Regions from separate parts of the Homo sapiens genome. Here region 1 is linked to region 2. A link is a loop called in an ENCODE intact Hi-C map of the cell type or tissue named here. Cell type or tissue: K562. All regions are shown on one strand. Links, peaks and the distances in the headings refer to the core of each region. The heading gives the core; the rest is flanking DNA. Region 1 overlaps FHOD3 (formin homology 2 domain containing 3). Region 2 has its middle 29 kb from the start of RPRD1A.

Region 1 (2,805 bases), core at 222-2,721, 320 kb before region 2:
TCTTTTCTTAAGGGTTCTTTTTCCAAACACAACCTGACAACAACATTGGTCTTATGTTGGAAAATATAAGGAACAGTCCACCTTTCTGACAAATTTCTGATGCCTTTTGCTGAAAACCAGGGTGCCTAAATGACACAACTGTGTTTCTGGGAAAGGTGCAGTTCTCTGCTCTGGCCCTGCCCATTGCCAGATCTTCAGTTGTGTCTTTTTGTTGAATGAAGTTTCACCATGTGCCCACCAGTGGGCAGTGGCCCTGTGAAGGCTCCAGGTAGGTGTCTAGGACACCAGTTCCAAAGCAACAATATGACCTCTGTGAGCTTCCATCCCCACCACTCCTTGCCCCAGAAACCCACTGCAACATGCTGCTAGGAAGATGAGAAAATTCTTGTTATCATTCATTCTTCATTATATATCGGCTTTTTGTACAATTTTCAACATTAGACTTCTATACCTAACATTTTTAACCTTAATTTTATTTAACAGCAAACATCCTTTAATTAAAACAAAAAAAGCCTGAAATGATTGTAGCAAAAAGTATTATGACTTTTATAAAATGGCTTTAAGAGCAAATTCTCTTTACCTTAAGTCTCTCTTTAAGGGAAGAAGAGGTTCATCTGGGCAACTCTTCTCCAGAATCATTTTTACTTTTACATGGGGAAAATCGCATAATATCTTTCCAAGACACATGGATAGCTTTCCCAGCTGTTCAAGAATAAATCTGATTTTAGTCCTTGTCACTTGTCAATCACCCTGATTTTAAATTATATGCATTGCAGCAACATTTTTATTTGTGTTTTAAAATTGGTATCACTTTTTCCCCTTAGAGTAAGCTATATTTCTATAAATTTTAGTTTAATTTAAAATACTGGAACTAAAGTAGTTTTAATTATCTTGGTAAGGAGCTTTTTCTCAAATTGTTCTCCAAGTGCAGATGTGAACATATATACAGAAGGGACTTGCATTCATACGGATCCCCTCATCACATTTGTTCTTGCTAAAGAAAGAGCAGTGAGTTTGAGCAGCTTTTCAATCCCCTGCAACCCATCCCCTAAAGCAATGACCCTGAGCAATATTAACTGCCCTCCAGCCCCGCCCCTTCCTGCCTGCGTGGGATGGGGGATTGTGGGAAACAGTTCTGGTTATAATTAGGCAAGCACTTTACACACACTTTACACAAAGGGCTCAAATCCTACTCACCACTCCAGTGGTTTGTTGCTCTGCAGATGGGCCACCAGGAAGAGTCTATTTTAGGAGCATCTGGTTGTAGGTGAGAGAAGAAAGGCCAAGGGAGGCGCCATTGCTTGGAGCAGCAGCTACCCAAAGAGAAAAAGCCAGTGGGCAGGTCAATCTCCCAAATGGCCACATGGTGGCCTTGTTTTAGGACTAGAGGCAGGAGAGTGCCAAGGCACTGGAATAAGTTAGGGGGCTTTCATTTTAAAAATAGGAATCAGAATCTTGGTTCTTCACCCTTTTTGAAAATTAATAACTACAGCATTCTCCTGGGCCACTCAGGCCAGGTGGTGGAGATAAACCCACAGGATCAGTTGCTCTATTTTGTACTGCAAACATTGTAAATGTGGTTACTCTATATTATACTGACAAAAATAAAAAGCAAATAAGGCAATTAACATAAAAAATAAATGAAGTAAAATAAGATGAAATGCAGCCACTAAAAAATAGGAACAAAAAGGTGTTTAGAGGCCAGATTTTATTGTCTTAAGAGCCAGAATTCAATGGTTAAATATCCTTTTATGAATGTTAGTTTCAAATATAGACAGATAAGAAATCAATTGATTCCTCATTCAGGATCACATAGTAACAAATGATACCCTTTGAGGAATTACATTATTTTGATAATTTTCTTCACAACGGATCCCAAAGAAATTTACAAAAGCACTTAAAAGTTTTAAAAGTGAAATTTAAAATGTATTTATTAACATCAAAAATATATGAGGATGGTCTTTTCAACAAATGGTGCTACAACAACTGGGTATCCATATGCAAAAAAAATTAAATTGGACCCCTACCTCACACTAAATACAAAATGGATCAGAGACCTAAATGTAAGAGCTAAAATGATAAAAGTCTTAGAGAAAAATTGAAGTAAATCTTCATGGCCTTGGATTAGGCAATTATTTCTTAGATATAAAACTAAAATTACAAGCAAAAAGAAGAAAAAACTGGGTAAATTAGATTGCATCAAAATTAAAAACTTTCTGTTTAAAAGAACATCATCAAGAACACAAAAAGGCAACCCACAGAATGGGAGAAAATATTTGCAAAGCGTATATCTGATAAGGGACTTGTATCCAGAATATATAAAGAACTCCTACAAAATTTAACAATTAAAAAAAAGCCAAATAACCCTATTTTTTAAGTGGCCAAGGATTTGAAGAACATTTCTCCAAAGGTGATATACAAATGCCCAATAGGCACATGAGAAGATGCTCAATGTCATTAGCCACATGGGAAATGCAAATCAAAATCATGCTGAGATGTAATTTCAAACTCACTAAAAACAGCTATAATCAACGAGACAGACAAAAACAAATTCTTACCACATTGGTAAGAATGTGGAAAAACTGGAAATCTCATACATTACCAGTGGGAATGTGAATGGGGCAGCTGCTTTGGAAAATCATGTGGCAGTTCCTTAAAACGCTAAATGTCGAGTTACTAACTGATCTAACCATCCCATTCTAGGTACATGCCTAGGCAATGTAAAAACACATGTTGACACAAAAACTTGTACATAAATGTTCATACCAGCATTATTCATAATAGAAACAACTCAAATGTCTATCT
Region 2 (2,805 bases), core at 28-2,527:
CACATGGCGGCACATGAAAAGAGTTCAATAGCATAAATCACTAAGGAAATGCAAATTAACACCATAATGAGCTGTCAGTATTCACCTCCTAAAATGGCTAAAATTAAAAATTCTGACAATATCAATATCCAGCAAGGATGTGGAGTAACTAAACTTTCATACATTGGTAGTGGGTATGCAAAATGGTACAGCCTCTATGGAAAACAATTTGGTAATTTCTTACAAAGGTAAATATACAACTACATTATGGGTACATTATGACCCAACAATCCCTCTCCTGTGTATTTGCCCTAGACTAATTAAAACTTAACATTTGCACAAAAACTTGTATAGCAGCTTTATTCACAATCACCAGAAACTGGAAACCACCCAAGTGTCTTTCAACAGTTGAATGGATAAATAATGCTGTGGTATATCTGTGTAGTGCAATACTACCCAGTAGTGAGAAGAATAAACTACTGACACAGGCAACAACCTCCATGAATACATGGTGATTTTGCTAAGTGAAAGAAGGCAGACTCAAAAGGTTACATATTACATGTTTCCATTTATATGGTACTCTGGAGAAGATAATATGATAGGAAGAAAAGATCAGTGGTTGCCCAGGGTTCATTTTGGGAAGGCTGTGACTGTAAAATACTAGCATAGGAGTTTGATTTTTGGGGGGCAGGGGTTGAGAGATGGTAATGGAATCATTCTGTATCCTGATTTTGGTGGTGGTTACACAAATCTATATGTAGTGAATCTCACAGAATTCTACTGCATAGGAAAAAAGTAACTTTTCCTAAGTTTTTTTCTAAAAAAGGATGAGGTGGATATTTCTCTTGATTGAACAATACAGTGTAAAATATTGAGTACACACCACACCTGGGTGTGGGTGTACTTACAGAAATTTTGGAAGGATACACAGTACAGTGGAAGACTTTTGTATTCTTTATACATTTCTTTACTTGAATCTTATTTTTTACCATCTTTTTTATTGTGGTAAAATATACAATAACATAAAATTTACCTTGTTAATCATTCTTAAGTGTACAATTTAGTGGCATTAAGTACACTAACATTGTTGTGCAGTCGTCACCACCATCCATATTCAGAATTTTTATGTCTTCTGAAAGTGAAACTGTGGATCCATTAAACAATAACTCCCCATTTCTTCTTTTCCCAGCCAAACACCATTCTACTTTGTCTTTCTGATTTTGACTACACATTTAAGTGGAACATACAATATGTGTCCTTTTGTAACTGGCTTATTTCACTTAATATAATCTTATCAAAGTTTTTTCATTTATGTTGAAGCATGTGTCAGAATATCACTTTTTTAAAGCTAAATACTATTCCATTGAATGCATATAACACATTTAGGATGTTATTTAAACCCATGCAGTAAGCCCAACTTAGTAGAACCAGTCTGCCACCTTGTGGAATTTTAACACAACTTCAAATTTTACAAATTGAGAAGATGACTAATTTAGAAATGATGCTACTAGTGTTCAATTACTAGCTATTTTTTTGGTGTAAATTTAAAGAACTAGTTTTATTTAACATAACTGTGCAAGAAGTATGTGAAGAGAAACTCAAATGCTGCTGATGGGCCAAAATATTTGAGTACATGTAAAGTTATTTCCTATTCTTGGATAGGAGGAATGGACTACAAACATGAATTAAGTGGTCATGGAGAAAGACGCAAATGGCTTTTTATCATATAAAAGCTTACATATTACAGGATTTCAATCTCACTCATACAAGAAAATGCAATTTAAAAATTGTCTACAAAAAATTGTAGACAAAACAAATTTATCTCCAAAAACGTTGTAGACAAAAAATTATCTACAACATGGATGAACCTTGAAAACATATGCTAAGTGGGAAAAGCCAGATACAAAAGAATAGATATCACAGTTGTCCTTTATTTATTTATTTATTTATTTATTTATTTATTTATTTATTTATTTTTGAGACGGAGTTTCGCTGTTTCGCTCTTGTTGCCCAGGCTGGAGCGCAATGGCATGATCTCGGCTCACTGCAACCTCCGCCTCCCGGGTTCAAGTGACTTTCCTGCCTCAGCCTCCTGAGTAGCCGGGATTACAGGCACTCACCACCACGCCCAGCTAATTTTTACTCCCACTTCATCTTAGCCGAAAACATTTGGCAAATGGGAAGAGATTATGAAGTAAGAAAAAATAGCATTTACTAAGGTCTACTATAGTCCTCTACATAATTCTACCCAATCCTCATAACAGCCTTACTATATAGGCCTTATTAGTTTCATATTGCAGATGACTAAAACGAAGTTTGGAGAGGTTAATTGGTTTGGTTAAAGTCCTAGAGCTAGTTGATGCCACAGAAGAAACTTAAACTCCTGTCTACGGTCTCCAAAGTTGAAAATTTGGGAGTTCAAGTTTGGCATCTTTACTTTTCCTTTTTTTTAAACAAGGTCTCACTCTGTTGTCCAGGCTAGCGTGCAGGTGGCACAATCATAGCTCACTACAACCTCAAACTCCTAGACTCAATTAATCCTCCCACATCAGCCTTCTGAGTAGCTGGGACTACAGGTGCACGCCACCATGCCGGTTTTATTTATTTATGTATATATTAGTAGAGATGAGACCTTGCTATGTTGCCCAAGCTGGGCCTTCCTGCCTTCCTTCCTTCTTTCCTTCCTTCCTTTCTTTGTTCTTTTATTGGGGACATCCTTTCTTAAAAGAGATTTTGCAGTCGGATGTCTGATGTCCTTTTTCTCCATTTCCTATGAGATGTGTGATTCCACTGTTAGAGATACAGCACATATCCTGAGCTACGAGG

Evidence for each region. A loop is a pair of places that touch in the nucleus more often than their neighbours do. Peaks named below come from ENCODE experiments on the same cell type or tissue, not always from the same donor. Only the 100,000 strongest peaks of a DNase experiment are listed, where the experiment ranks them.
Region 1: it touches region 2 in a loop (6-fold over the local background); 9 of 110 quality-filtered maps call a loop at or near these places.

Annotation. Positions count from the first base shown.
Region 1 is chr18:36,410,407-36,413,211 of GRCh38, reverse strand. The region is part of intron 3 of FHOD3 (formin homology 2 domain containing 3); the gene reads right to left. Among named protein-coding and RNA genes, the nearest start is that of FHOD3, 110 kb to the right of the region's middle. In K562, for the core only: CTCF peaks have their summits at 245 (motif pointing right) and 1,329; a DNase peak (open chromatin) is centred at 1,331.
Region 2 is chr18:36,094,725-36,097,529 of GRCh38, reverse strand. No RefSeq gene overlaps it. Among named protein-coding and RNA genes, the nearest start is that of RPRD1A, 29 kb to the right of the region's middle. In K562, for the core only: a CTCF peak has its summit at 1,414 (motif pointing left); a DNase peak (open chromatin) is centred at 1,389.